Linked DNA regions of Homo sapiens: region 2 is linked to region 1. The links are chromatin loops, found by intact Hi-C in ENCODE. Cell type or tissue: body of pancreas. All regions are shown on one strand. Links, peaks and the distances in the headings refer to the core of each region. The heading gives the core; the rest is flanking DNA.

The links. A loop is a pair of places that touch in the nucleus more often than their neighbours do. Peaks named below come from ENCODE experiments on the same cell type or tissue, not always from the same donor. Only the 100,000 strongest peaks of a DNase experiment are listed, where the experiment ranks them.
Region 2: it touches region 1 in a loop (2.0-fold over the local background); 4 of 110 quality-filtered maps call a loop at or near these places.

The regions. Positions count from the first base shown.
Region 1 is chr10:46,239,606-46,255,605 of GRCh38, forward strand. It overlaps the pseudogene ANTXRLP1. Among named protein-coding and RNA genes, the nearest start is that of ANTXRL, 39 kb to the right of the region's middle. RefSeq lists enhancers at 1-2, 9,838-10,337, 11,546-12,046, 12,122-12,623. In body of pancreas, for the core only: no CTCF peak of the experiment used is centred there; a DNase peak (open chromatin) is centred at 8,396.
Region 2 is chr10:46,286,430-46,302,429 of GRCh38, forward strand. ANTXRL (ANTXR like) reads left to right here and starts at 568. Exons shown (of 17, transcript NM_001278688.3): 1 at 568-1,081; 2 at 5,629-5,700; 3 at 7,400-7,471; 4 at 9,590-9,671; 5 at 9,790-9,823; 6 at 10,823-10,899; 7 at 10,977-11,045; 8 at 11,402-11,482; 9 at 11,573-11,633. The coding sequence starts at 834. RefSeq lists enhancers at 11,338-11,838, 13,526-14,104. In body of pancreas, for the core only: a CTCF peak has its summit at 8,050 (motif pointing right); a DNase peak (open chromatin) is centred at 8,062.

The DNA.
Region 1 (16,000 bases), core at 4,034-12,033:
ACACATTTTTTTCTTGATCAGTTAAACTCTGTTACATTTAATTTGTTTAAATTTTTCTTTTGACAGATTTGGTGTCAGAAGATAAGTAAAACTGCAAAAGGCTGGAGAGGCTTCAAGATGGCTGACTAGAGGCATCAAGAACTCACCTCCTCCACAAAGAAAAATAAAAATAGCAAGTAATCACACTTCAAGAAGAACATCTAAGAGTGAACGCTGGAATTCAATAGATAAATGATGGGAAATAACTGAGGCATGAAAATGGAAGAAAGTGAGGCAGCAAGCTTGGCTGGGATTGGCTGGGAACCCAGAGTGGCTCCCTAGTGCAAGAAAAAGGTTAGTGAGAGATCCACAGCGGTTGACATTCTGACCATGGATTTTATAACCATAGCCAAAGGAAAACCCCTCAACCCTCATAGGCCCTGAGACTAGCGTAGGAAGGTGCCTAGAGACCATGTAACAGCACTGCTTCAGAGGGAGCTCATGTGGGTCCCAGTCCCCAGGTCTTAGGCAGCTGTAGCTCTCTGCCATTTGGAGAGCCCAGCCACCACCAGACTGCATCCTGCACTGGAAACCAACAGCCCCTGCATTTCCACATCTCTAGAGTCCCACTGACATCTCCCTGTGTTCACCTGTAGGGCTTCAGTAGTGCAATGCCAGTTGGACCCAGCAGAGCCTCCCTAGCACTCTAGCACACACAGTGTCCTGCATCTTGGGGAATGGACAGTGCAGCACAATAGGGAGGCTGCCTCCCCAGTGTGCTGAGAGGCTGCCCTCAGAGAAAAAGGAGCCAAAGTGTGGGTTTCTTAGAGCTTGAAAACTGTCTACCTGGGGCAGTTATCATGGACAGCAACCCTGTTCCCACCCCAGCAGTAAGGCTGCCATGCACATGCCTTGAGGGCAGGGTCTGCTACTGCTCACTGCATCTGTTGTTGCTGTCACTGGGGCCAAAGCACATGCCACTTGACAGTGACTTTGCCCTTTTTGGGCAGCAGAGCCACGCATACTTGCATCCCCTTTACTACTGGTTTTCCCTGTTGCTGCTGCTACCACTGCTGCTGCCACCCCTCAACAGCTAGGGGCTGAATCTCACACTTCCCAGATCCTGAGAACTCCTGCCTATGGCTGGAGCCACTGTAAGCAACCTGCCTATGGCCCAGCCATTTGCACATACCCTGAGGACAGTTTCCCCTGGCCCACTGCTGCCACTGCCACAGCCACTTGAGCACTCTGCCAGTGGGCCTGGGGACCCCTCCATTTTGCCAACCACAGCCATCACCTGAGTGTTCCATTGAGGGGCCTGAGGATACACCCACCCACCTTGACACTGCTTACCTCAGTGCCCAAGCACACTGCCTGGGGGCCTAGGGATTACCCCCACTCTGTTCACCATTGCTGGCCTCTATGTACTCCTCCTAGGGGCCTGATGATGGACCCACTCAGTCTACCACTACCACCACAGCCAGCATCCATTTGCATGTACCACTTTGGGTTTAGGGAACTGGCCTACCCAGCCATCACTAACACTGATGTGTGTTGCTTCAGAGCCTTAGAGTTGCTGTGTTGTTGCTATTGTCAACACTCACTCCACACATGCTGCCAAGGGAAGGACCTGCCCGCTGGCCAGGCCTACCACTATGACTGCCAGCACCCAAGCCAGCCACATGGAGGCCTAAGAACTGGCCCATTTGTACCTGCTGACACTAGTGCCTGTGTACACTGCCTGGGGTCACAAGGAGAGGTACATTTACCCTGCCACTGCCACCATCAGGGTTTGAGGGCACACCCACCTAACATCCCCAACCGCAGCAAAACATCATCATAGCCTCCACTAACAACCACAGCCTAAGCCACTAGGGAAATCACACACCACTGATACTGCTTAGAGGTGAAGAAATCATAGAGACACTACATTACTTCATACACTTAGAAGCAAAGCTAAAGTGTCCTACCCAATAAAAACCATGGAAATATCTTCAGGAAAAAGCCAATCCAAAATGTATGAAGAAGCAACTGTTACAAAAGATGTGCAGATATCAATGTAAAACGCAAGAAACATGACTAAACAAGGAAATATGACACTTCCAAAAGATTACAATAATTCTTTAGCAACAGATTTCACTGGAAAAAAAATTTATGAAACGTGGGAAAAATAATTTTTAAAAATGATATTATAAAAGCTCAGTAAGACACAAGAGGACATAAACAATACAAAAAGTTAGAAATCAACTGAGGATATGAATGAAAAATTCACCAGAGAAACAGATATAATAGAAAAAAGAATCAAACAGAAATTCTGAAAGTGAAGAATTCAATGAACAAAATAAAAATTTATTCAAGAGCTTCCACAGTAGAGTGGAGCAAAAAGAAGAAAGCATCTCAGAACTTGAAGGCAGACCTTTTGAAATAACCCAGCCAGAGCCCCCGTCCCCATGCCCTACTCACACAAAAGAATAAAAAACAATGAACTAAACTTACAGAACATACGGGACACTATAAAGCAACCAAAAACAGAAATTTGGGGTGTTCCAAATGGTGAAGAGACCCAAGGTATAGAAAACCTGATTAACAAAATAATAGCTGAAAACTTCCCAAATTTAGTAAGAGATTTAACATTCAGATACAAGAAGTTTAGAAATTCACAGGTAATTAAAAACTCAAAAGGTCTTTTCCACAGCACATTATAGTAAACTGTCAAAAGTCAAACAGAGAATTCTAAAAAGAGTAAGAGAAAGGAAAAAGCTCTGGTCACATATATAGGAAGCCCGATCAGAAGAACAGTTAATTTCTCAGCAGTAACCTTATAGGCCAGGAGAGAATGGGATAATACAGGAGAGAATGGGATAATATATTTCCCCCCTAAAAAGGGGGCCAAAAAACCTGTCAGCCAATAATACTATACCTAACAACATTATTCTTTATCTTTAAAAAATGTGAAATAAAGTTTTTTCCACACAAGCAAAACCTGAGGGAATTCATCATCACTAGACCAGCCTTAGAAGAAATACTTAAGGGAGTCCTATGCCTGGAAGTGAATGAATGATAGCTACCGTCATGAAAACATACAAAAGTCTAAAACTTGCTGGTAGAGTAAACACAGAAATAAGAAAAAGAACTCAAATGTTACCACTATAGAAAACCAGCACACCATAATGATAAACTACAAGAGAGAAAGAAAGGAAAAATATACAAAACAATCAGAAAACATTTAACAAAATGACAGAAATAAGTCTTCATATATCAATAATAACCTTGAATGTAAATGGATTAAATTTTCCACTTAAAAGATAAAATCTGGCTGAATGAATTTTGAAAATGCCCCAACTATATGCTGCATACAAGAAACTCACTTCACATGTAAACACATGTAGACTAAAAGGAAAGGAATGAAAAAAGATATATCACACAAATAGAAACCAAAAGTGAGTAGAAGTAGCTATACTTATATCAGATAAAACAGACTTTAAGACAAAAGCATTAAAAAGTGACAAAGAAGGTCATATTATATAATGATAAAGGGATCAATTCAGCAAGAAAATACAACAATTCTAAAGATATATGCACCCAACACCAGAGCCCCCATATACATAATGCAAATATTATTAAATCTAATAGACTTCAATACAGTAATTTTTGGGGACTTCAACAGTTCACTCTCACCATTAGACATGTCATCCACAAAGAAAACCAACAAGGAAAAAATAAATTTAACCTACAGCTTAGAACAAATGGACCTAGGAGACATCTACAGAATATTTCATCCAACAACTGCAGAATACATGTTCTTCTAATCAGCAAATAGAACATTATCCAAGATAGACCATATGTCAGGTCACAAAACAAATCTCAATAAATTTTTAAAATATCAAAATCATACCAAATATCTTCTCAGACCATCATGGAATAAAGCTAGAAATGAATAACAAGAGGAACTTGGAAAATGTACAAGTACATGGAAATTAATCAATGTGATTCTGAACAACCATTGTGTCAATGAGGAAATTAAAAAGGAAATCAAAACATTTGTTGAAGCAAATGAAAATGGAAACACAACATACCCAAACATATGGTATACAGCAAAAGCAATGCCTAAGAGAGAAGTTTGTAGCAATAAAGACCTACGTCAAAGAAGTAGAAACAATTCAAGTAAGCAATCTAATGACGTACTTCAAGGAATTAGAAAAGCAAGAGCAAACCAAACCCAAAATTAGTGTAAGGAAAGAAACAATGAAGATCAGATCAGAGTAAAACTAAATGAAATTGGCTAAAAATACAAAGAATCAATGAAAAGCAAAGTTGGTTTTTTGGAAAGATAAAATGGATAAACTGCTAGATAGGCTACCCAAGAAAAAAAGAGATAAGACCCAAATAAACAAAATCAGAAATGAAAAAGGAGACATAGTAACTAATACTACAGAAATACAAAACACATCAAAAACTATTGTGAACAACTATTTACCAAAAAACTGGAAAACCTATAGAAAATGGATAAATTCCTGGACACTTACAACCTACCAAGATTGAAACTAGAAGAATCAGAAAACGCGAACAGACCAATAATGAGTACAAGATTGAATCAGTAATGTGAAAATTTACCAACAAAGAAAAGCCCAGGACTGTATGGCTTCACTGCCAAATTCTACCAAACTTATGAAGAAGAACTAATGTAAATTCTCCTCAAGTTATTCTAAAAAATAGAAGAGGCCTCATTCTATGAGGCCAGCATTATTCTGATACCAAAACCAAACAAGAACGCACCAAAAAAGGAAAACTACAAGCCAATAACCCTGATGAACATAGACACAAAATATCCTCAACAAAATACTAGCAAATTGAGTGAAACAGCACATCAAAAAGATAATCCCGCCATGATCAAGTGGGATTTACTCTGGGGATGCAAGGATGATTTAACGTACACAAATCAATAAACATGATATATCACATCAACAGAATGAAGGACAAAAACCATATGATCATCTCAACAGATGCAGAAAAAGTATTTGATAAAATAAAAAAAAGCTTTTTGACAAAAACTCTTGACAAATTAGGCATAATAACGGCCTCATATGACAAACTCACAGCTAACATCATATGAAATGGGGAAAAGCTGAAAGCTTTCCCTCTAAGAAGTGGAACAAGGCAGGGATGCCCACTTTCACCACTCCTATTCAAAATAGTACTGGATATCTTAGCCAGAGCAATCAGGCAAGTGAAAGAAATAAAAGGCATCCAAACTGGAAGAGAGGAAGTCAAATTTTCCCTCTTGGCAAATGACATGATTTTATACTTAGAAAAACCTAAAGACTCCACCAAAAAACTTCTAGATCTGACAAACAAATTCAGTAAAGTTGCAGGATACAAAATCAACATAGAGTCTGGGTGCAGTGGCTCACATATGTAATCCCAGCATTTTGGTGGAAGGATTGCTTGAGCCCAGGATTTCGAGACCAGCCTGGACAACATAGTGAGATGCTCATCTTTATTATAATTTAAAAAAATTGTTAAATCAACATACAAAATTCAGTAGCACCAATAATAACAGCTGGAAAAGAAATCAAAAAGGCAATCCCATTAACAATAACTACAAAAGAAATACCTAGAAATAAATTTATCCAAGGAGGTGAAAGATCTCAACAAGGAAAACTATAAAACACTGATGAAAGAAATTGAAGAGGACACAAACAAATGGAAAGACATCCCATTTACACAAACTGGTTGAGTTAATATTGCTAAAGTGATTGTACTACCCAAAGCCATCTGCAGATTCGATGCAATTACTAAAAAAAATACCAATGCCATTTTTCACACACCAACTCCACACAGACAGTGACCTCAGCCGGGAATGGATTTTTTTCTGATCAGCATCGTCATTTCTCACTCAGTGTTCAGATGACGTTGAATGAAATGACGTTATTCAAGGACCTGCTGTGTGACATTTTGCACTGTAGAGAGATGCACTTGCAGGTGTTTCCATAGATCACTCTGACAGCAGGATATGGGGCGGAACCTGACTCAGACATGAGCCTCCCCTCAGGTCAGTTCATAGCCCGGCTCTACCACTCAACAACCCTGCCACGTTGAGCCTATCACTAAACATCAGAGCCTCGGTGTCCACAGCTGCGAAATGTAGACAGTAGTGACTACCTTGCAGGACAGAGAGGTGGCCATGCACACAGTAAGGACCTGGAGCCAGGCTGTTGGATGCTGGTCCTATTGCTTCCTGGCTGTGTGACCCTGGGTAGGTTACCTAACTTTCTAGGGCCTCTAGCTTCCTCCCCACAATAGAGTTATGGCATATATTAGTTTGTGGAATGTAGTTGCAACAGTGTCTGGCCCACCTTAAGATCTATATGAATGGCAGCTATGAGCCTTCCTGGGTGTTGTGAGAATGAAATGAGATCCAGTTTCTAAAGGGCCTCCTGCTGTGGTGCGCACACGAATTAAACTCACTGGAAAGGCTGTTATATCATTGTGGGCACTATATTTGGTGACAGAGAGTAAGGTTTCACACTATTAGCCTGACTTTCCTGATGGATCGAGTAATATTGTTTCCCATTAACATAATGAGCATCCACAGGATAAGGTGAAGGAGAATCCTCAGCATGGATGGGAGGTAGAGTCTGGCTCAAGAGCCTCTGAATCTTGCTGCTTCATTTTGTATGAGTGTGTAGTGGGGATGGCCTGGAAGAGGACACTATCAAAAAATTTATTCAGGGAACTGAAGGTGATGGAGCAGGGAGACACACTCAATTTAAAACAAAAAAAAATTGAAATTAAACAAGACTGACTGCTTTTGCCACAAAAATGCTGAGGTTTTTGGTAAACTGAGCCTTGGAGAATTTCCTGCATTATTATGTGCTGAAATGCAAAATGTTTGGATTTGCTGAAACAATAAACTAAACAAGGTTTTAAAAGGCAGCAGCTCCTCTAAATTCGACAGCACACTCCAGTCGAAGAGGCTCAACTTCCCGAGCTTATCACACCCCCAGGTCAGCCCACAATGCCAAGTCAGGAAGAGGAGTTTGGAAATAGCCTCCTCACAAGGCCGGGCATGGATGGAGAAAGAGGCATGCACTGGTTCTGTCAGGATCCCCCAACCTGCTGAGGGCCTGAGTGAATCCCTGTCTGAGGGGAGATCCTGGAAGAGGGGTGTGCAGCACACAGGTGGCCTCTTCACTCTGCAGTGAAGAGACAGACAGCCTATGCCTGTCCTGGCAGGACGTCTCACTGATGCCTCCACAGCCCTGCAGTTGCAGTTGGGCTGCCTGGCTGGGGCCGAGCCACCCATCCAAGCCTGGTCTCCAGCGGGTTCTCACTGAGATGCACTCTCTCTCCTCCAGCCTCAGGGCTCCTTCTCACTCAGGGAACCCCTGGCTCAGGCAGGAAGGTCACATTCCCAGTGTCTCCAAGCAGAAAGCTGCTGAGCTCACCAGCAGCCTGGCTGGTGTCTGGCTCTGTACACTCATGACTAGGCTTACAGTCTGACCCTGTGGCTCTGAAATGGGCTGAAGGTCTCAGGGGGACGCGTCCTCTTTAGTGTATGATTCACGTTAGACCCTGGGGCCAGCACACCAAAGGCTTAAAGAGGAGAACAGGAATTCCTGTCAGCCTGTCTGAATTCTTGGGTACCCGACAGAAATCCTACAAGACACTCAGTCGGGTGTTCACGACTACAGTTGGGAAGGACAAGGTCAAATTAGATTGTGGCAGAGGAGCTAGAAGGGAGCCCAGGTCTACAAGCCACAGCTATGGGCCTCCCTGGGTTAGGGACAGATCTGGGGTTGATTTCTGATAGCCCTGGAGACAGCCACTTGTGGCCTTGGGCAACTTTCTGGGCCACTCTGGGCCTCTATTTTGCCATTAGTAAAATACAGATTGTCTCTCCTGCTGGAGAATTTCAGGGTGAACTTCACACAGTGACAGCGGAAAGGGCCTGGCAGAGCCCTGGGCAGTGTAATTGCCCTCCTTAATACAATTACTCTGCCACCCTCCCCCAAACTTTAGCTGCTTTTGGGAATGGGACAATTTCAGAGACTTGCTCCATCCCCTATCTCACCACACTGGGCAGTAAGGCCATTTCTGGCCCTTTCCCATGCCCACCCTCCCGTCTCTTGCCTTCCCTCTGCTTGAGGTGCCCGTTTTCACACCCCACAGTCGAGCTCTGTCCCTTCTGACTGAGCCTCTCGCTGTTCAGTGCATAAATCTGGACTAGGCTGTGGACTGGAACTGGGCTGTGGCAACGTGGAGAGGCCTTATGGGACCTCAGATGGAAAGTGGGCTTCTGTGCAAGCGTGGCTGGGATTGAGAGCCCTGTGCAGAGGCACAGAGCCAGGAACCCAGCAGCTGGAGCAGCCCTGCCTGCCTCTGACACCAGCAATGCCCTGCCAGGTGTCAGCACGCCTCCCAGGGCCTCCCGGCCCGTTTCTTATCAGCAGCGTCCAGAGGCTTGCAGCCTGCAAGGCCTTCTCAGTGCGCAGCCACCTGGCCACTGAGAGCGTATGCTGACCTGATGCAGGAGGTCTGGCCAGTGCAGGTCCCTCTATAAACCCTGGGGATGAGATCATCTTCCAGGTGTAAAAGGCTGGACTGTGGGAGGCACAGGGAGATGAGCCCCAGGCCCAGCCAGTAGCAGGGCTCTCCAGGGACCCAGGGCCTGAGCAGAGAAGCCCCTTGGTGCTGATCCGAAAGGAGAGCAGTGCAGAGTAAGGGCAGGAGCCAGGCCCAGGGCACATCCAGCCCTATCACTCGCGGGCTTTAGGAGCAAGGACATGCCACTTAATATCTCAGCGCTTCAGGCCCCTTCAGTAAACTGGATAATAATAGCACGTAGGTACAGTTACTGGGAGGATGAAAACAGTGAAAGCATGGCCTAGGCTAGCAACTGGCCCACAGAGGACTCTGTATATTACTGAGGCCTCGTTAGTAATTATTAGTCCTCATTCATAATAAGTTACAAAGAGAAAATCTTAACAATTTCGTCCTCCCCATGGTCCCAAGGCAATGATACAGGAAGGAATCCTTATTCCCTGTTAGAACCAATGTTGCCCCGACAACGCTGTCAGCCATCCCAACCAGCACTTCTGACCCCAGGGGACCAGCAAAGGAAGCACATAGTCCCAAGTCCAGAAACGGGCTGGGAGGCCCATGGGCACCGTTTCTGTGTGTCTTGTGCCGTCCTCTTTGGCAGACGCCTGACATGGCTCTCTGAGCCACAATCCCAGAGGACAGCAGTCAGGGAAAAAGCAGTGGCCTTCTGTCCATCAAGTGTGTCCCTGTGCCCCAGCTCACCTGGCCCCTGTGCTGACACCACATCCATGGCACCTGGCAGCAGCTTGGGTGAGAGAGGTCACGGAAGATATCCAGATTGCCCTGAAAAGCAACGTGGCCATGATGAAGCCATGCAGCCTGGATGCCTTCTCAGGACCCCCCGGCCCGCCATGGCTCTATCCCAAGGAACACACGCAGACAAAGCTCCCATTTCCCCCTGGGGGAGGGGCCTGGCAGGGTTGCATGTTGGAGACATGGTCACTGTGGCCACAGAGAGTTTTGGAATCTGGACAAAAAAGTATTTTGGTTGTAGGAAGAAGAAAAGCCAGGGGCAGATTCATACAAAAAGTCCAAAGGCGGGAGGAGCCTGTGGTTCCAAGCAGAGGTCCTGAAGGGGAGCATGAGTTAGGCCTGGGGGCCCAGCATGGGGGCCTGGGCAGGGAGAAGGAGCCTTGCTGCTGGGGCACACAAGGGGAAGGCAGGTGAGAGGACCATGCCCTGCTCAGGGAGTAGGTACCTGACACCAGGGAAGAGAGAAGAGGAAGGCAGAGAAAAACAGGCCAGAAAGCAGCCCAGGACCCACGGCGGGCAGCCCCTTGGCCACTCGGCGCTGCAGTCAGGCCTTTCTGGGCTCCGGTGGGGATGGGATGAGGGCCGTGTGTTGCAAGGCAGTGCAGGCCGCTGGCAGGTGACTTCCTCCCCCTGGAGACATGTGCCCCACACTCTGAGGAGAGACAGGCCTGGCTTCCCCAGATGCCCACTGAGGCTGCAGAGGAGCCTGACCCTCCCAGGAGGAAGCAAGAGATCCGACCACAGACAGAGCCAGGACCAAGGGGGAGAGGGGCAGAGCCAGGTAGGAACTCTGGGGTCCTTCTCCCTCAACATCAGCCACCCAGGCGCCCTCTCTACCCCTGTGCAGGGCCCCCTGCTGCTGCCTGGCTGGGTTCCCCTCAGCAAGATGGGCCCTGGACCCGCCCATGAAGGAGGTTTCCTCAGGGAGAGTGGCTGTTGTGTTGGCTCCGGGGCTCAAGCTCCTGCACAGGTGTCTTGTGAGGGCGCTTTCAGGCCTCCACCTCCTCCCCTCCCTGCAGCACCTGTCAGCCCATTACAGCAGGCGACAAGCCCACTCAGTGACAGCTTTTCCTCACTGCCTGAAGATCCTGCTGCCCGGGCTGGCAGGTGCCCCTGGCATCCTTGCAGTGTTCGTGGTGGTGAGAACGTGTGTCAGGACTGGTCATTTCTATTTTTTTTTCTTTCTGATCTGCATGACCTTTTGTGACTCAGGTTGCCTGACCCATGCACCTGCAGGCAGGTGGTCTAAAGCCCAGGGCCATTGCCAGAGCTGAGGCACCCCTGTGGAAACCAGGGACTGGTCAGACATCAGAAGCTGCCACTGTACAGAAACATGGATCCTTCTAGAGAGGGAGTTCAATGTGTGGGGACAGACCTGGTGGTGCAGAGGACAGGAGCCCTCATATATGCCTGCCACTGGGGCACGAGGCTGAGGTGGCCATCTGGTTGCTCTTGGCATCACGTGTCTAAAGTCCAGCCCCTGTAGAGCCTGCCTTCCTCCAGGGCCCAGGTCTCCACAGTGGGACCCATCTGCCCCCTCCTCCCACAGTTCCAGGCTGGGGGTCGCAGCCCCTCTCCACTGTGCTTCTCACCTCTATCCTTCTCATCCAGAACACTCCTTGACACCTACAGCAACAAACAATCACAGTGGGGCAGGTGTTTACAGGAGCCGGGGGCAGAGGCAGTGGAGGCAGAGTTTGTGGTGGTGGAGATGATGGTATCTCCTGCTCTAGCTCCTAAAAAACAATGGTCTGCTGACTTTTCAGACAACTCTTAAGAGCAAGGGTATGGTGTCATTGCCTCAGCCAGCACCGGGCACAGTGCCGGCCACTCCCAGATGTGTGTCTGGGGAATGAAAGGACCAGTAAGAAGCCCACACCACAGGGGACCATCCTTCACGTGAGAAAAAAGCAAACTCCTCCTGGTTTGCAGACATGGCTCTTCCCCTAAATGCTAACAACTTCATCCCGGTCGCCTTGGTTCTCCCAAGGCCAGCCTTGTTGGAGGAGGCCTGCCCTGGGAGCTGTGCAATGGTCCCAGCATTTGCAGGTGACTGTCCGCATCCACCTGGTTGCAGATGCAGCCTCCCTGGGCCCACTCTGCAGCACCTCAGAGGCCACCCTTGGCCAGGGAGGCCTGTTCCCACCCCATCCCAGGCTCAGGGCCTCCTACCTCAGCTACTCACCACTGCCTATGGCCCCTGGTGTGGGTCCCCAGCCCAGGTGAGCCACAGCCTGCTCCCCGACTCCTGGCCCCTGTGTTCACTGGGCTGGTGTCCCTCCCAGCTGGGTGCTCGCCAGGCCTCCTTCACCCCTCAGCCCTGCAGTCCCTAGAAGCTAACCCCAGCCAGACCCTTGTCCCTGCCAGGAAACAGGGATCCAGAGAGGCCAAATGGAGCCACACCTGCATCCGGAGCCTGGGGATGGGGCTAAGCTCTGTCCTCTCCACCCTCTGCTCTGTCCTCTGTCTGCAGCTCTCCGGGCTGGCTTCTTCCACCCCAGCTTCCAGCACCCCTGACACTCTCCCCGCCCCAGCCTCCATCTCTGCTTTTGGCTCCTGCTCTGCCTTACAGGGGGCCCTTCCCACTTCTGTGGGGTGGACATTTCAGCCTCAGCCACAACAAGCCAGGACTGTGAGCTGCCTGTGGGGAGCTTCATTTCTGTCCCTCACCAGCCCAGCATGGGGCCCAGGGGAAGCTGGAGCTCAGTAAAGACAGATGAAGGAATGGGGAAGGCACCAGACATGTGCTGAGATCCATGCTGGTTCCTCAAGGCACAGACAGCTGGGGGTTACAGCACTGTCCTCCATTTGGGCCCTCAGGACCTCATGGGGGCCCCTCTCTTCCTCCCTCCACACAAAGGCTGCCTCCTGGCCCTTGTCCATCTGTGGCTTCCAGAAGTCCGGATTGTTGAGGCAGCCCTGGTTTCAGGGGTTCTGGGGTCACTTCTCTCTAGGAGCCAGGGCAGGCTTCAGCCCCATGTCCAGGACATCCCAGGCCAGCTCTCTGTGGCCAGCCCGGGGCAGGAGGCCCTGCAGAAGCCCAGGTTTGCTAGGCTCTGGGAATGTGTGGACAGGTCTGCGACTCCCCGGGCTCATGTGATGAGCTGGGAGCTGAGGGAAACTTCCCACAGGCGGGATCATGGGGCAGTCACATGTTAGAGTCCCTCAGAGGGTGGGCCTGTGCCTGGGCCCCAGAGCTGGGTGGGCAAAAATCACTTGCCTTCTTGCGGCACAGCCACCAAACACAACACAGCAGCAGTGGCGCAAGCAGCAGGGGCGGCACAAAATAGAGCCAGTTGCAAAAAATGCCCTGGCTGAGAAAGACAGCAATATGAACCACGCCTAAGGGACAGAGGAATGCCAGGCCTGGGAGGGCCTGGGTAGCCTCATCCTGGTGCCCACCACTTGGAGGCCCATCTGCCCATTCTCCCTTCTCTACAGGTGGTCCCACCTCAAGGCACAACAGTGGGGCCGGGGGTAAGGGATGCTTCCAAGGGAACTACAAACCCCTCCTCTGGCCCCGCTGAAAGTCTCTGCCCAAGAGCCCTGCCAAGAAAGTCCCGGAAGCTTCCACTGTCTGACAAACCCACCCTCACTGCACACCTCGCCTGCAGCACAGGGCTTCTGTGAGGACCACAAAATCTCCAGGTACAATGATGGGCAAGGGTGGGGGTGCTGCAGCCAAGAGAGGTGCAGGCGCAGGAGCAAGGACAGGAGACCCGGGTCCATCCCCACAGCCTCTATCCCCAATTCCAGGCTCTGCACCGTGGGCACATCCACACAGAGCTCTGAGCCTCAGCCTCCACACCTCTGCAAAGAGAACGGGCCTCCCTCCCTGGGGGCACTTGTGAGGTTTAGAGAGCTCAGAGAAAGACCTGGCTCAGAACCAGGGCCACATGGGGTGTAAGCAACCAGAACTCTTCTCTGGGTGTTCTTCACAGTAAAGGGAACGTGGGCAGCATCCGTGGGAATACAGGCTGCCCAGGCCTTCCCCAAATCCAGAGTTCTGTTTAGAGAGAAAGATGGGGAAGGCAGGGGAGGGCAGGGAGGGGAGGGGAGGGGAAGGGAAGGCAGGAGAGGGGAAGGGAAGGGAGGGGAGGGGAGGGGAGAAGAAAGGAGGGGAGAGGAGGGGAGGGGGCCTGTGCTGAGAACCTGGCTGGCTGAAGGAGAGGAACCACCGAGGCTGAGCATGAAGGCCGCCGGTGAGGCTGGAGCCCCAGGGCTGCTCCTGATGTGCCTGTCACTGTGGAGCCGTTAGTGGGTGGATTCCTGATGGGGAATGTGTGCGTTCAGCCTGCTAATCCATGCGTGGATATGCAGGGACAGGCAGGGGTAGACCCAGAGGGAGGACTGTCAACACTGGTGCGTCCTCACAAATAAGACTGGACACAAGGTGGTGGAGTGGGCTCAGGCCTCCCGCCTGTCCCTCCAGCACATCCTCCTCCCTATGCGGCCCTGGGCCACGCTGCCCAAAGATGTGGAGCTCTGAAAAGCAGGCACTGGGGGCACAGCACTTCCATTCTCAGGGGCCTCTCGGAGCTGAGCCCGGGTCCCAGTGCCCAGAGCCTCCCCTTCAGCAGCAGGAGGGGACGAAATGCAGGACCTGGTGAGGGAGCAGGGAGGGACATCTCAGGGGCCCGAGCAAGGAGGAGAGGCAGAAAGGAGGTTCAAGGCATCTGGGCAATGACAGCAGGTTACAACCAGGCAGGCTCAGGGGCCAGGGTCATGAGCAGGTTCAGGACCAGATCAGCAGCTGGGGCACCAGTTCAGTGGCACACGCACCCTGATGGCAGTGTGTGGAATCCTCCAGAGCTCCTGGGCCTGGGAGGTCCACGTGGAGAAGGTGGACACCCAAGAGGTACTGGACTCTAAGCTCCTGGCAGACAGCCTCCCAGCTTCAACCACCTGTGCCAGCTGGAAGCCGGGTTGGAGCAGCCTCAGGTGCCTGCTGCACACGCTACTTTCTGGGACTGCCTGGAAACTGTCTGCCCTTTCTGTGCTCCCCAGGGTGTATCTCCTTCTAGTGCAGGGACTCTGGACAGTCCTCATACGTGTTTGCAGCCCCATGCTGGTACTCACACATGTGGTGCTGGTGATGCTGACATTGCTCTTGAATGTTTTGCCGTTGTTCAAGCTGACTTCAATGAAGTACTCCCTAAAGCACAGAAAACACAGACGGTGAGAGCCAGCCCAGAGAGATGCAGTTCTTGACCTTGGCCAGTGGACAGCGTGGGTAATGAGAGGTCATTCCCCAAACGCTTGCAGGTAAACTCAGCAATGATGACCAAAGGGTAAGTGGGTCAGGCAGCGAGGGGCCCTGCATGGGGTCTCATGCCATTGTGACCGTGTCCTAAATGACCAGGGACCACTGCTTGGTGTCACCATCCCAGCTGTTCTGTATTTACAGAGTCTGTTGGCTTAACTCTGAGAAGCAACCTGGAGCAAAGGTACCATTCCTCAGGCAATCATCTCCTGCATCCTGTCCTCCTCACAGACCCTAGGATGCTGCAGATCCCTGAATACCTTGGGGGCGGCCACCAACAATAGAAGGTGGAGAGGGTGCCCTTAACCCAGTGGCAGACACGTGCCGCCCCAGCAGTGGGGGTGGCATCCACATTCTGTACAGCTCACAGTGCCCAACCCTGACCCCCTGGCCTCCTAACCTATAGGGCCTCCTGCCAGGTTTTTCTATCTTTGGTCCAGGGCAAGTTTTGGAAGTCTTGTCCATACTGATTGGATGTTCATCTAAAAGGAAATGACATGGGAAGAATGTCGATGCACTTGTCTGACCAGTGTCTCTCCCCATGTCTGTCCTCAGCATGCAGAGCTGACCCTGAGGCCCAGGACCAGCATCTGGGCTCTGCCTTCCTCTTACAGAGACCCCTGTGAGCACCCACCATACCCAGGCCCTGTGCAATGCTCTGCTGTGTAACAGGAACAGGCAGGCAGAGTCCCTGCTCTCAAGGGACTCACATTTAGAGATTGCATGGGACACAGAAAACAAAATTAAAAAACAAACAAAAAAAAAACCAGGACAGAACAGATGACAGAGAGTGCAACGTGCTGTGATGTCCATGACCAGAGGAGGTGAGGGGACCAGAGGGGCAGGGACAGCCACTTCATTATGTGTGACTTCTCCTATCTTGTAGAGCCACAATTTCTGGTCTAGAGGAACATGAAATAATGCAAGGCCAGGGATTTGCTTCAAAATACTCTGTGGTAAGGGTTCCAAGGAAAGCAGATGGGGGCAGGTTGAGAATTATTGAAAGTAGGTTTATGGCACAATTCTTGTTATTTTGTATACTGTTGAAAACTTCCATGAATAATAAATTCTCTCTGAAAAGGTGACATTTCAGCTGAAATTAAAAAGATGAGGAGCCAGCCAGGCAAAGATCATGTGCCAATGCCCTGGGCAGTGACTCGCTGACCTTGTCAAGGAGGGAAAGAGGTGATCCAGAACAGGGGGCAGGGCCTCGTGGGCCCTGGAAAGGGGTTGGGGTTTTATTTCTTGTGCAGTGAATCTGTCCAGGTTGGGCAGATCCAGGATGTATTTTGCACATGGAGGCAACAGGACTTGCTGGTGGGATGGATGTGAGGAAGAAGCTCAGAGGAGTCAAAGATGACATTTGAGTGTTTGACCAGAATAACCGGGTGGACAGTGACA
Region 2 (16,000 bases), core at 3,121-11,120, 46 kb after region 1:
CTGCCTAGGAGCCACACTTGTGAGTGGAGCAGCCTCCAGATAATTCCAGTGCCCAATCCTTCAAGTTATGGGGCCCCAGACATGAGGAGCCCTCCTAACTCCGCCCTGAGTGCCTGATCCTCAGAACCTGTGAGCATAATAAAATGGGCCTGTTCTGTGTCCCTAAATGTAGGTGGTCTGTTACACAGCAGTAGAGAACCGGAATGTCCCTCATTCACAAAGACTCTGGCAACACTGCAGTTTCCATCTCCTTCCCGAACTGCCATCTCCTGGGGGACTTCAGTGTCACACAAATAACCTCCCATTGCCAACACTCTGGCCTCCCAGTCCTTGACCTCCTCACCCACAGCAATGTCCTCACCTAACTCACCTGGGCTAACTCTTCCAATGAACAAACAGCAGGGTCTAGTGGTTTTAAGGGACACTGTGAGGGCTGTTATAAGGGAAATGGAGGCTTCCTCTTGTAGCCCCTCCAAAGGTCCTGTGCCTCCCCCTGATGTTGTCAACATGCAGGACATTGGGAAGAGCTGCAGGTCACAAAGTCACCATGTCAACCTTCCTGTCAACCATAACAGAGAATTCTGTCCCCAGGGTGGGGGAAGGGCCAGGCAGGTAGCTGGAAGCAAGTCTCCCAGAGCCAGCTGCTGACCCTAGTCCCTGCGATCTGGGGAGGTACCTGGTGGAGGGCCATAGTGTGCACTGGTGAAAGGGCAGGAGGAGGGGTGTGGCCCCGGGCATAAGGGGAGGCGGCAAAGAAGGGGCCTGTGCTCAGCCTCTCTGGGCCCTGGCACAGGCACCCAAGAGTGAGGTGGGGTCACAGGGACAGCCAGATAATGGGGAGCCATGAGTCCCTGGGGCCCTACTTCCTGGTCTTCCTGCTGCTGCTGCTGCTTCCTCCACCGCTTTTTAGAGCAGGAAGCCTTCGGTACCATGGACCTGACTGGAGAATATTTCACCGCCTGGCCCTGGGCTCCAGGAGAGCCCACCACCACCATGGCCCAGGATGGAGGCAGCACTGGCGCCAGGGGCAAGCAGGTCACAGATGCCAGGGCTCATTTGACCTCTACTTCATCTTGGACAAGTGAGTGTCCCTTCTAGCTCTGGCCCTGGGTCACCCTCAGGAGCCACTGTCTCTTTTTCACTAGGGACAGGACACCACTCAAGGAGATGCAAGCTTCCGTCACAGAAGCAGGGCCAAACTTTGGTCAGACCAGACCTAGGCCTCCTGTTTTTCTGAGGCAGAAAGAATGCCCTGGCTTTCTTTTCCCTGGTGCTTCATCTCCTGGATGAGGAAAAAAGCCACCAAAGGGGTTCTGGACGATTCCCTACCCCTCCATCAGCTGGGTCAGCATCCTCATCCTCACGCTGCTGCAACAGATGATTGCTCGGACCTGCCTCTCAGCAGTTCTCAGATGCTCACTGCGGATGTTTGGGGTTTCTGTGTTGTTTTGCTTGTTTGTTTTTTCACGCAAATGACTTCTATTTTACTGGGCCCCACAGAGATTGCTTTGTTGCCTGTGTTGGGCATTCTAATGTCACTGCTTAGAGAAGGCCTTTGGTTGGCTGCTTCTAAGTGCCTCTTCTGCAACTTGGAGAGCCACGCGATAGTTCCTACACTTTCAGAACAGTTTGGTCTGTTTCAGGCTGGCCCTGGGGAAGCTGGGCTACGTATTAGGCACCTTCTGGCTCACCAGGAAAGAAAAGAGGCAAATGTTCAGCTTTGGAGAGATTGCCTTGGTTCCCTTTCCTGCTCCTCCTGCTGGGTGGTAATACTCTGTGCTTATTCAGTAGCAGCAGTGGTGCAATCTTCAGGAGAATGTTGCAGCACTTTCTGGCCTCCAAAGCCCTTCCCCTGCACTCCTGGCACCTCACCACAATCCTGGGCTGTGAGTAGTACAGGTATTTTTCTATCTGGTTCCTGGACAAGGGTGGCTCCTGGAGGTTGGGGAAGCATCCAGAGACAGCTAGTGTGACAAGACTCCGGCTTCCTGTGCTGCACACTTTCCAGCATCGCAGGTTGAAATTCCTCTGATTTTTCTCATTCCTCCTGGATACTAATGGTTAGGGGACGTGTACCCCAGCCCACCAATTCCCATGGTTTCTGACTGTTCTGCTACTCTTGGGGAAGGAGCAACTCAGTTCTGGAGACAGGCAGAGTCCACTCACTAGCCACATAGTCTTGGGCAAGTTGCTTCATCATTCTGTGCCTTCGTGTCCCCCATCTGTAAAAAGGGTATCTTCATTTTCACCTTGCCAAGTGTGATGAGGATGAAGGGAGAATTTGCAGGTCAGAGGCGATGACAGAGGATGGGGATGAAGGGACCTGCCAGGCAAGGCAGAGCCACAGGCTAGAAACTCACAGGAACTGCAGAGGCCCTGATGTAATCCCAGACAGACTGGATGAGGGGGAATGCAGAGGGAGTGCCTAGAGTGGATGTAAAGGGAGCAGACAAAAGCAACCTTAATGAGTCTTCCTAACAAGGCTGGGGGTAAAGGGCATTGCCCCATTCTAAGGAGGAGGCAATGAGCCAGGTCATGGCCAGGGAATGACCCACCACAGCCTCCAGATAGACCATGGTGCTGAATTGAAACTCTGGATTTTGTGACTCCAAAGCCCATCCAAAGACCACGCAGCTGGGCGGGACCCTGAGAAACTTGCGGTAATCCTCCAGGCAGAAACAACATCTACTGCCTGCAGGCAGGCTCTTTGGTCATTAGCGTCCAGCTTATTCATGAGACTCATTATTCACTTGTTCATTGATTGGATTGAGCTGGAAGAAAATGAATCAGCCTCCCATGCGCTCCTATTCTTGGCCAGGTGACATTTGAGGGCTCTAAGTGGGAATGACCCCTTGTATTTTTTGAGTAATTTTTTAATTGTGGGAAAACATACATAACAAAAATTTACCATTTTTAAGTGTACAATTCAGCGGCATTAAGTACATTCACAGTGTTGTGCAATCACCACCATCCATCTCCAGAAATGTTTCATCATTGCGTATTGAAACTCTATTCTCAGCCGGGAGCAGTAGCTCCCTCCTGTAATCCCAGCAATTTGGGAGCCAAGGCAAGAGGATCGCTTGAGTCTAGGAGTTCAAGATCAGCCTGGGAAACATGCAAAATCCTGTCCATACAAAACATACAAAAATTAGCCAGGCATGGTGATGTGTGCCTCCACTCCCAGCTACTCAGCCTGAGCTGAGGCAGGAGGATCGCTTGAGCCTGAGAGGTCAAGACTGCTGTGTGTCAAGATTACACCACTGCACTCCATCCTGGGCGACAGAGTGAGACCCTGTCTCAAACCCCATCCCCATCAAAACCCAAAAAACTTCTATTTCCATTAAACAATAACTCCCCATTCCTCCCTTCCCCAAGCCCTAGTGACCTTTAGTGTATTTTCTCTATCTATGAGTTTGCCTATTGTAGGTACTTCATGTAAGGGGAGTCACACAATGTAATCAAGCAAACATATAATATTTGGCCTTTTCTGTCTGACCTTTTTCACTTAGCATAATGTTTTCAAGTTTATCCCATGTTGTCGCATCCATCAGAATTTCATCCCTTTTATGGCTGAATAATATTTCTCTGTATGTATATGTACCACATTTTCTTTATCTTTTTTTTTTTTTTTTTTGAGTTGGAGTATTCTGCTGCCTGGCTGGAGTTCAGCGGCGCGATCTCGGCTCATTGCAACCTCCACCTCCCAGTTTCAAGCGATTCTCCCTGCATCAGCCTCCTGAGTAGCTGGGACTACAGGGGCATGCCACCACGCCAGGCTAATTTTTGTATTTTTTAGTACATACAGGGTTTCACCATATTGGACAGGTTGGTCTTGAACTCCTGACCTCGTGATTCCCCGGCCTTGGCCTTCCAAAGCGCTGGGATTCCAAGCGTGAGCCACCTCGCCCGGCCTGTTTATCTTTTCGTCTGTTGATGGACACTTGGGTTGCTTCTGCCATTTGGCAATTGTGAATAATGCTGCTATGAACGCTGGTGTATACGTATCTCTTGGAGTCCCTACTCTCACTTCTTTTTGGTATATGCCAGGGAGTGCAATTGATGGATCCTATGGTGATCCTATGTTTAGCTTTCTGAGGAAATGCCAAGCTGTTTCCCACAGTGATTGCACCATTTTGCATTCCCACCAACAAAAGCCCAACATTTGCTATTTTCTGGTTTTTGATAATAGTCACCCCAATGGGTGTGAAGTTGTATCTCCTTGAGGCTTTCATTGGCATTTCCCTAGTGACTAGTGATGTGGAGCATCTTTTCATGTGCTTATTGGCCATTTGCATATCTTCTTTGAGGAAATGTCTATTCAAATCCTTTGCCCATTTTTTTTGTTGCATTTTTTTGTTGTTTCTTTTTCGTTGTTGTTGTAGGAGTTCTTTGTATATTCTGGATATTAATCCCTTATCAGGTATATGAGTTGTAAATATTTCCTCCCATTCTGCAGGTTGTCTTTTCACTCCTTTGGTAGTGTCCTTTGATGCACAAAAGTTTTTAATCTGGATACAGTCTCAACTTTTCTATTTTTAATTTTGTTGCCTGTGTTTTTGGTGCCATATCCAAAAAAATCCCCAAATCTAATGTCATAAAAGTTATGTTTTCTACTAAGAGCTTAAAAGTTTTAGCCTTTACATTTAGGTCTTTGACCCATTTTGAGTGAATTTCTGTAATGGTTTACAGAAGGGTCCAACTTCATTCTTTTGCACATAGACATCCAATTTTCCCTGCACCATTTCTTGAAACTACTGTTCTTTCCCACACTGAGTGTTCTTAGCACACTGGTTGGAAATCGTTTGACCACAGACATGACAGGTTATTTCTGAGCTCTCTGTTCTGTTCATTGCTCTACATGTCAGTCCTTACATCAGTGCCATAATAGTTTGATTACTGTAGCTTTGTAATAAATTCTGAAATCAGGAAATGTGTATCCTCAATCTTGTTCTTCTTTTTCAGATTTTTTTTTTTGCTGTATGACTAATGTCCCTTGAAATTCCATATGAAATCTAGTGCAAATTTTTTTATTTCTGCAAAAAATGCTGTAGAGATTTTGATACAGATTACATTGTTATCTTAACAATATTATTATTGTGCCTTCTGATTCATAAGCATGCAATATCTTTCCATTTATTGTGTCTTTAAATTCTTTCAGCAATGTTCTATAGTTTTCAGTACACATTTCTTTAGCTTCCTTGTTTAAATTTATTCTTAAGTATTTTGTTCTGTTTGATGCTATCATAAATGAAACTTTTTTGGTTGATTTTCTATATTTGGATTGTTCACTGGGGGCTTTTCCAACCAGTACATTCTCTCCCATTTCCACTCTACACAGTGCCCCACCTAACCTGATCAGCCACCTGGATGGCAACAAAAGCCCCACATCCCAGGAAGCTCCTCAGTCCCAGGCAGATGGGGCTGGGTGGTCACCTTATGCTGACCACTCAACTGGTGAAACTCATGACCTCGGATGATCCAGTGGCCACTGGGGGTGTACCCCAGCCTCAGCTGTGCTGGGGTCAGGAGAGCTTGTTAAGAGCCTGCTGGGAGGCTGGGGGCGGGGCAGACACTTGCCCATCGGAGAGATGCACTCATCTCCCTGACCCACATCTCCTTTTGTTTTAGGTCTGGCAGCGTGAACAATAACTGGATTGACCTTTATATGTGGGTGGAGGAAACAGTGGCGAGGTTCCAAAGGTACAGATCTCTGCATGGCAGCCTCCCCTGAGCTGCAGAGAGCTTTTCTTCTGGAAGGCAGGCAGAGGGCACATCCCATCAGATGGGGTGGGCGTGGGAGTCCTTCAGTGGGGGACACAGAGCACAAGGTGGCATTCTGAAGCAGGAATGAGGCCAGCACTCACTGGTTCCATGGGGTCTCAGCGGCCTTGGCTGGCTCCTGCCTGTGAGCCCAGACATATTGCAGGGGAGGCAGTTTGCCCTTGGGGACATCACACGCTGGGAAGGGACAATAGGCAGGGAAACCAGTGACTCAGTCCTGGAACTCCGAGTTGCTGAGGGTTCAAGTAGGGGGCAAAGAACTCCGTGGAAGGTTAAAGGAAAAAACAGGAACTCCTAAGGACAAAGTCAAGGATGGCTTCCAAGGATGTGGGTCTTTGAACTGGGTCTTGCAGGATGGAAAAGACAGGGGACCTGTGGTGGCGTGAGTGGTCTGACTTGGCTGGGAATGAGATTAGCTCAGGGAGGGCTGGGAGAGGGCTGGGCAGGTCAGCTTGAGGCCAAAGCCACAGGGGCTCATTATGCCAGGCCAAGGAGCTGGGATTTCCTGCTCTGAGCCATAGAGAGCCAGAGAAGGCTCTTGAGCAGGGGAGTGGCATGATCAAGATGGCACTTAAGGAAGAAAAGTCTGATGACTGTGGGTAAAATGAATGGGCAACAAGGGCAGGAGCCATGGGGAGCTCCGCTGGGGACGTATGGCAGCACTGTCGCTGAGGGCCACTGAGGGTCAGCCGGCAGGAAGGAGGGTCAGGGAGAGGAAGGGGAGGCTGTGTGCATGGCTGCCAATAGGGAGAGTCACTTGTCTGAGATGAAGGAGGGATGACGGAGAGGAGAGGGAGGAGGGAATGGGGTGAAGAGGCAAAGAATTTTCCAGTAGAAGGGAGGCCAGCTGGGAGGGCTGTATGTGCATCTCCCTGCCTGTTCATTATAAGGTATGTGTGTCTGTGTGTGTGTGTGTGCAGGTGCCTGAGTGTGGGTGCCGTGTGTGCGTGTTCATATGAGTGTGTGCATGTTCAGGTGCATGTGTGTGGGTGCATATGTGTGTGACTGTGTGTGTGTGTGAGTGTGTATGCATGTGTGTGGGGGGGTGTGTATACCTGTGCGTGTGTGAGAGTGTGTGCGTGTGTGCCTGTGTGTGTGTGCGTGTGTGCCTGTGTGTGAGTGTGTGCGTGTGTGCGTGCATGTGTGTGCATGTGAGTGTGCCTGTGTGTGAGTGTGTGCCTGTGTGTGTGAGTGTGTGCCTGTGTGTGGGTGTGTGCGTGTATGGGTGCATGTGTATGGGTGCATGTGTGAGTGTGTGTGTATGCATGTGTGTGGGTGTTTGTGTGGTGTGTGCACCTGTGTGTGTGTGTGCCTCTGTGTGTGCATGTGTGTGCATATGTGTGTGAGTGTGTGCCTGTGTGTGCGCGTGTGTGTGTGCAAGTGTCTTTGGGGTGTTGGGAGTGTGGGGATGCAGTGAGTTGCCATCCTGACTCTCCCTTCTATGGAGCCCTTGTCTCCACAGGCCTCAGAGTCCTTCACTACATTTATCTCACCTCCTTGTGTCCAGCAAGGGGCTCCAAAGCGGAAGAGTTGGGGTGGGAGGTGGGGAATTGGCCTCACCACCTTGGCTTCTGAGCCTGTGCCACTGGCTTCTCACCAGCACATGATTCCTTCACAGCCCAAATATTCGGATGTGCTTCATCACCTACTCCACAGACGGCCAGACTGTCTTGCCACTCACCTCAGACAAGTGAGTGCTGCTTTGAGCCCCAAAGGGAGGCCTGATGAGCTTGGCCAGAGGGAGCTCCAGGGAGCTGAAGGGCTCCCGGAGACCTTGGTTGGGAGCCTGACAGCACACAGGGCAGGCCGGTCAGGGCAACTCACAGTACCCACCTGACCTTAGCCCCGGCTCCCCTGCATCCTCCTACCCATGGCTGCAAGGTTACCTGCAGGCCCCTGTGCTCCAGAAGTTCTCAGCCTCCCCCACTTCACGCTCCCCTGCCCTCTCTCCGCTCTGCCTCCTTCCCTGAAAGGTGGCTGTGAGGATTCCCAGGGTGCAGGGGCTGGCAGGGCGGGGGTGTGTGTCCTGTGAACACACACCTGTGCTGGCTGCTGCTCTGTGCCTGTTCCCCCTGCCCTGACCAGTGTGGGAGGGAGACAGGGTCAAAGCTGGTGGTGGGAGTAGTGGGGCTTTAGTGCAGGGATGCTGGCAGGCCCAGACTGGGGAGCCCCTGGGTGGGGTTCTGAGCTCCAGGGCAGGCTGGGAAAGTGGAGGGAGGCAGGAGGAACAAGCTCAGGAGGCTGGAGCCCAGGCCCAGCAGGGAGCACAGCAGAGTTCCTGTTTGGCCGGAGGTGAGGGCACTTCCAATGCACATGCCCGGAACTGGGCCCAGAGGAGATGAAGCACAGAAGAGAGGTGAGGACACTGAGGACTGGATGGGGGACTGGGCCCCACTTGCAGTTTCGAGGGAATACAGAGTAGGGGAGCTTGAGTCTGTGTGTCCTGCGCTGTGGGTTTGTCAGAGAGACTGGGTGGGTGTGAGGTGGTAAAAAGCAAGTCTATGGGGGAGGACTGTGGCGAGTGACCCAGACGGGGAGCGGGGTTTGGGCATGGCCAGAGGAAGGCCAGGGCATGGCCTCTTCTGGGTATGGATGGGTCTGGCCTCCTCCCCTCCTGGGCTGGGCAGGCAGGGCTCTCAGAGCTCCGGCCATGGCAGGGACTCTCTGCCCACAGTGGGAAGCCATCCTTCAGGGTCCATGCTCTGCTCAGCCTTGCTGTGCAGGCTCAGCCTGTCACATTGAATTAGCCTGACCCTAAGTCCCCAGCCTGTCCCAGTCCTGCCACCAGAGCCAGTCCTGACTGCCCCAGCCCATTCTGTCTGCTTTAACAGCAACTGACAGGCCTCATGCCCCGGCCAGTCCGCAGATCAGTGTTCAGCCCCTGCATGCACAGCTGTCGGGGCTGCCTCTCCAGCCTTTGGTCTTTTTGTTTCAGGGGCACAGAAAGTCAAGGAGGCCAGACACTCTAAGCAGATTTGCTACTTCCTGTATCAGGGTAAAGATAGAGCAGGAAACTGAGTCAGGGTCAGGGGTCTGGGGTCATTGGGCTGGGTGCAGGGCTGGTGGCTTAGCAGGATGACTTTTCCCAAATGCAGCCCTACCTGTTAAAGGACGGAGTGCCCAACACAACAGCGTCCTTGTTAGGGTTAGAATTTGGATTAGAGTTAGAGTTAGAGTTAGGAATGTCAACCCCATTGACAGTGGCTGACTCTCAGTTGCCCATCCCTGGTTCAGGGTTAAGGTTAGGGTTTGGGTTAGAGTTAGAGTTAGAGTTAGAGTTAGAGTTAGAGTTAGAGTTAGGAATGTCAACCCCATTGTCAGTGGCTGACTCTCAGTTGCCCATCCCTGGTTCAGGGTTAAAGTTAGGGTTTGGGTTAGAGTTAGAGTTAGAGTTAGAGTTAGAGTTAGAGTTAGGAATGTCAACCCCATTGTCAGTGGCTGACTCTCAGTTGCCCATCCCTGGTTCAGGGTTAGGGTTAGGGTTAGGTTTAGGAAAGTCAGCCCCATTGCAGTTCCTGACTCACAGTTGCTCATCCATGGGAAACTCCTACTGTCACCAGAGATGGTCCAAGCAGGGCCCTGGTGAAGTTCCCCAGGCCTGCATTCTCTGTAACTCGGATGAGCTCAGAAGGGCTTGAAATCTCTGGTCAAAATCACAATGAGGAATGAGGAGGACAAAGCCCTTGCCTGGGCCCCTCCTTCATCCAGGAGGACTGGCGCAAAGAACAGTGGCTCCCGGAGAGCTTGGGAGCTGATTTTTAACAGTCAATGTCTTTCCAGGTCAACCACCTTTTTAAATTTTTTTCAGGAATAGAATAAAAAACGGTCTTGACCAACTTCAGAAAATTGTGCCTGACGGTCACACATTCATGCAGGCAGGATTTAGAAAGGTATAGACCCCTTGATCTCCTAACCCTAACCCTAACCCTAACCCTAACCTACAAAATCTTAGAGCATCAGTGGGAGCATCTCACTGTCCAGGCTCAATATTTCTTCATTTTCTTGCAGGCAATTCAACAGATCGAAAGTTTCAACTCCGGAAGTAAGCACCTGCCGTCCCCCTGGTGGTCCTGTAGGGGGAACAGAGCTGGGTGTGAGCCTCAGAGAGCTCTGTGTGCAGAATCTGCAAGGCCACACCTGCCCTGCCTCTTGGAGCAAGTTGCTCACCTGCTCTGAGCTCCAGGTCCCTCCCTGGTGCAATGAGCATAGTAAGCCCTCACCCCATGGAGTTCTGAGAACTGTGTGGGATCCTGCGTGTGCAGTTCTGGTGCTCATAACCCTGAGGTGCTTGCCCTCCAGCTGGGCTGTGTGAAAAGGACAAGGGAAGAGCCAAGGGGTTTGCCCCTTGCACACACCTTAGCCTTCCTCCTCCCTTGCATGTCTTCCCTCCGAGTGACTTGCATCCCCTGACCCTGTCTCATATGGTACAGAAGGCTGTCCAGGGCCCCCAACTTCCCTCCCCACTGTGTTGCTGCAGCTCTTGTCAGGAAAAGGCAGGGCTGGAGAGGAAAGGCGTTGAGGTGGCTGTGGGGTCCCCTGCCCAGGTGCCACTGGCCTGGAGTCCTGAACTCCTGGGCCCAGAGATGCCGGCAGGGCTGCCTGCAGGCTCTGCTTACAGCAAGACCTGGCCCCCTGGGAGCCTCCCTGAGCCTGTCTGTTACAGGAGGGCCCAGCAGCTCCTCCCTCTGCCCGTGGGACAGGCCTGTGGTTGTGGAGTCCTGGCTGGAGCTGCCCTCAGGCAGAGGTGGTGCAGGTCGCTAGTGGGTGAGGGTTCAGGCAGCCTGGTGTGAAAGACCCTGCCCCTCTCAGCCCCTTCTCTGTAAAATGGGTGCTGGGCTGAGACCTCCCTGACTCTAGGAGGTCTCTGGGTGGCAGGTGCTTGGGTCTTGGCAGCCTCTCCTCTGGAGGATGAGGTGGGGGCACGTGGCCATGCCCTGGAGTGGGCAGCGCTGTGGGCCCAGCCATCTGCAGGGGTTCCGGAGCTTCTGGAGGTCACTCCTGGTGCCTTTGCTGAGCAGGCCACTCTTTGCTTCTTCTACAGACAAGGTTCCCAGCATGATTATTGCTATGACTGATGGAGAACTGGTGGCACATGCATTTCAGGACACTCTCAGAGAAGTGAGTCCAGTTCATACTTACCAGCATTTTGCTCCATGTATTTTGATGACCAATATGCAATGCCTTCTTTCCCTTAGGCTCAAAAGGCTCGGAAACTGGGGGCCAACGTTTACACCCTGGGTGTGGCTGATTATAATCTGGATCAGGTAATTCCAAGCAGGTAACCAGGCGCCACTTTCAAGCCTAGTGGTCACTTTCGAGCCAACCGTCCCGGGCCACCCCAAGGACGGTTGTCTAAGCTGCCCCAAGTGAGTTGGGCCAACTCATGGCCACTGCAGAAGTGATTGACAGCATGTTGTATAAATCCCACCATGCCAAAGGGGAGGGTGGAAGAGCTCCCCGCTCCCTAAGAGTGGGCTGCTGGCTGGAGAAGTCTGTGACATTCAGAGCCTGACATTCTGCTGCCCCCAAAGCATGAGGGCAAGACACTGTCTCCTGGGCCGGGGGTCTGCTGCATCCTCACCTCCTGGTGGGGAGTCCAACCCAGCTCTGCTCTCTGTAGATAACAGCAATTGCAGACAGCCCTGGCCACGTGTTTGCAGTGGAGAATGGCTTCAAGGCCCTGAGAAGCACCATTGATGCCGTGAGTGGGCAGAGGTGAGGGGCTGGGGACCTGGATCCTTTGGCAGGAAGCTCACTCTCCCTGTCCCGCCCCACCCCTCCTGTGTTCCAGCTCACGTCAAAGGTCTGTCTTGATGTGACATCGGTGGAGCCTTCCTCTGAGTGTGTAGGAGGTGAGAGCTGCGGAGGCCCTGGGGTAGCCAAAGGGTGGTGTGCATGAGTGCATGCGTGTATGGAGTGTGTGCATTTGTTTGGTATGTGTGGGGGAGGATGTGTGTGGGGAGTGTGTGAGTGTGGTGTGTGTATGTGGTGTGTATGTGTTTGGTGTGTGTGGTATGTGTGTATGTAGTTTGTGTGGGTGCAGTATGTGTAGTATGTCTGGGAAGTTGTGCTGTGGGAGGCTTGATGTGTGTGAAATCTGCGGGAGAGGGTAATATGTGGTCTGTGTGCTGTGGAAATGTGTGTGAGATTGTGTGGGGTGTGTATATGTGCTGTGAGTGTGGTGTGTGTGGGGTGTGCATGAGTGATGCATCTGTGTGTGTTGTATTGTGGGGTGTATGTTGTGTGGGAGCTGAGGTGCTGTGTAATATGCATGTGGGGGTGTGAGTGTACGTAGGGAGCATATATGCGTGTGTGTGTGTGGTGTATGTGCACTGTGTGTGTCTGGCATGAGTGGGGGTCTTGTGGGAGTGTGTGGGAAGGTTGCCTGGTGTGTGGAAGGCTGCTGGTGTGTGGGAAGGGTGTCTGGTGTGCAGGTATGTGGTGTCCAGTGTGTGTTTGTGTCGTATGGGGAGTTGGGAGTGTGTTGCTGATGTGTGTGGTGTGTGTATGGGATGTGTGGTGTGTCTTTGGTATTTTTGGTGTATGTGTGTTTGCTATTTATGTGTGTGTGTGGTGTGTGGGTGTGTGTACTTCGGGTGTGTGGTGTGTGGTGTGATGTGTGTGGTATGGGGTGGGTTGAGTGTGTTTGTGGTCCAGTGTGCATGGGTCGGTGGGAGTGGACATGTGGCCCACATGGATGTGAATGTGTCTATTGGTGTGGGGGCAATATGCGGGGGTGGTGGTGTGAGTACCTTTGTACAATTAGTGTGTTGTAACCTCACAACGGTAAGTTTAACTCTAAAGCAAGAAAAGACATGTGTGAGAAGCTCTCAGGGAAACACCAGCAAATGGCATGGAGTAGCAGCTAACCCAGACCACAGGGCAGGAGCAGCCAGGGCTCCTCCCAGGAAGGCCAGGCAGGTGCAGGAGCTGAAATGTCTGTGTAATTTACCACATCAACAAAATAGGAAACAGGAACCAAGCGGTTATCTCAGGGGATGAAGAACAAGAAGTAGGGGTGTCAACATCCCACAGCACCCTATGAGCAGAAGGAAACTTCCATAGCCCGACAAAGTCGTCCACACAAACACCCTCAGCTCACCTCAATCCCACAGGATCAATCCCAGTGCCTGTCCATGCTGTCTGAGACGTAGCGAGGATGCCCTCTTGTCAGCTGGGGTCCCAGTATGGGTTGTGACAGTCCTGTGTGGGCCTCTGTGATGCCTCTGTCTGTCCTGAGCTCTTTCTGTGTAGGCTGGGGGTCTGCATGGCCGGCAGTTGCACAACTGCGGCTGCTGGAGTTGAAGGGAGCCCTGGGTGTCCTCCCTTCATCACGAGAGGACATTACTAGGCCCTTAGCAAGACCACGAGGCATCCAGCAGCTGGGCTCTGGCCTCCCTGTTCCTCACTGCAGGGTGTCCTGGCGGTAGGCTGTGGGGACAGACACACCGTATATGTCTGAGCTCTGCTCTCCATGGGCACACGACCAGGAGCAAATTGTCCAATGTCAGTGAGCTCCAGAAGTGCCTCCCATGAACAGAAAAGACGCTGTCAGGCCTCTCGTGAGTCCAAAGGCACTGGGCTGTGCAGGGACTGGCACAGGGCTGGGAGCTGGCAGGTCCCTGAAACAGGAGCTACGCTGACACTTCCATGATTGGTCCTGGGCTCTGTCCCCGACCCCGCCTCTCCCCCATGCAGAGCTGAGGGCAGGGGTGGAGTAGAGAGGGCTCTCCTCCCCCTCGGGGTCTCTTTCTGTTCCTCCTGATTTAAAGCGGCTCAGCCGTGCAGCCAGTGTGACAGCTGTGCTCCTCTGATGATGTCCCCTGGACACGCACAGCCTGTGGCGTCTGAGCAGCCCTGTCAACCCCAGGTGAGGATGTGAGTCTTCACTCCTCCCTGGAGGCAGCTGAGTCGAGGTGGCAGGTGCCCTCTGCCCACCAGCTCGGCCTTCTGCCTCTGCTCACGTGGCCCGGCAGTCACAGCCCTGATCTGTCAGCTGTCGGCTGAGTTGTGCAAAGCTGCCCCACATGGAGGGTGACAGTCACAGGAGGGAAAGGGCAAGGCAGGAGCCTGAAACCCAAATGCAACAGAATGAGCCCTCTCAGCAGGCTGCCACTGAGAAGCCAGGAGGTCTCCAGGGAGCCCAGGAAGGAGGCCAGGGAGGGAGGCATGCAGCCCAGACTCCCCCTGTTTAGCCCTGGGCCTCCTATCCAGCCTGGGAGAGGCCTCTGGTGGCCTCACCGCTCAAGGCCCATCCTGAGCCCATCCCCCACACATGGCTGGAGGGTTTTGACAGGCATCTCCCTCTCCAGCCTGGCAGGAGTCTGAGGCTCTTAGCAGAACCCCCAGGCCCTCCAGGGTCCACTTCCTGTTCTGGGCGCCCTGTGCAGAGGTGGGACCAGGTGGAGCACAGGCACTCTGCAAGCCTTGCCTCACCTTGAAGGGCCGAGCCCACCTGTCCTTCACAGCCCTGTTCAAAGGGCACCTCATCCTGGAAGCCTTCCCTGATGACCAGCCCCTCTGACTCCCTGCAGCCCAAGGGCTTGGTCTGTCCCTCTCATCAGTCACTTGTCACCCAGGGTGTATCATGACTTCTGGTTGTCTATGTCTAAGCATAATTTTCTTATTTAGTTCTTTGGTTTTCTTCCACCCTTTTATTGTTGAAATTTTCAAACCTGTAGGTGAGTGGAAAGGATTGTACAATGAACACAAACACATCTCTATCCACCACTGGGATTTTACAATGAATGTTTGGCCATGTTCCTTTATCTCTCCCACCCCCCCTCTCTCTTCATCCATCCACCTTGAAAAAAAAAAAATGCTTGCTTGCAATACATAGTCCTAACACAGCCCAGAATGTAATTTGCAATTATCCTGTCCATGGAGCTTTGGGGCAGCACTCAGCCCTGCTTAGAGTGGCCAAGTTGGGCTGACCAAGGGGCGCAGGCCACAGGCCCAGTTGCTCCCTCCCGGGCACACACTGAGCCTAGTGTCTGGCTGGCCAGGGCTTTTTGGAAGCCTGAGTGGGGAAGAAGTTGCCTGGCAGCATCAGATTTGGAAGCAGCTGCTGTCAGCCTTAGCTGTGGGAGAGGACCCCAGGCTTGCCCTGAGGGGCCCATGTCTAGTTGCTCAGAACAGGGCACCAAGTTGGCATTTCCTGCTGTCTCTCACAGCCTCAGTGCCCCCACCAGGCCCAGGCTCTTCCAAGGGCAGCATAGTATCCATCAAGTGGGTGACTACGAGAGCCAGGCTGGCACCTTGAGCAGGAAGAGTAGGCCAGGCCCAGCTGGCTGATGTCAGCAGTCAGCGTTGAGGGCCTTGGAGTGAGGTGGGCCTCGGAGCTCCTCATCTGAGGAGCATGGTTCCCTAGGTCCCAGCCAGGAGCTGACATGGAGAAACACAAACCCACTAAGGCCTGCATTTCCCATTTTCCAAGAAAGCTGGAAATCTAGATATTTGTGGTTAATGTTCAGGCTTTTAACTGCAGGCTCCCATTTTGAAAGCCTCAGAAAGCATGTCGGTAGGCCAACTTCACCCACAGCCCGCCTTGAAGGTGTGACACTGCAGAAAGGCAGGAAGCAGGGTTCACAGGAAGCTTTCCTTGGGTGCATGGACCGGGGGCGCCCCAAGCATCAGCAGGGATTGGAATGCGTGGGGCCTGGGCCAGGAGGCAGGGGTGGAGGCCAATGCCCTTGGCAGCTGCAGACCTGCGGGAACCCTGGCTGGCTCCTGGGTCCAGCCGTCACCTGCATGTGTCCCCTGTGGTCTTTGGGTCAGGGCAGGAGCTACAGTGGTGGAAGGACACACTCCTTGAGCCTCAGGATGGGTGCCCTGTGGTCCTTGCTGGTTCAGGAAGAGCAGAATATGAGAAATCACCTGTAGTTCTCTGGAATCACAGCTAAAACAGGGCTTCTGTGATGGATTCCCTTGAGCAGGGTCCTAGGTGGCTCGCCTGCCCCACCTGAGTCCTGGCCCTGATGCTGTGGGTGTCCTGCCTGCCACAGGCACACAGAAAGACAGGGAGGAGAGACCTCGAATGTTCAGCAGCCCTGAAGGAGGCATCCAGGCCTGGGTGCCCAGCTGAGGCATGAGACATGGTGTCTTCAGGCAGCATTATGGCTCCGCTTACACCTGACATCAGGGAGGGCCTGGCTGAGTGCACGGCCTGCACACCTGGGGCCGAGGGAGCACCACAGATTTCAGGGCAGGAATACCACTC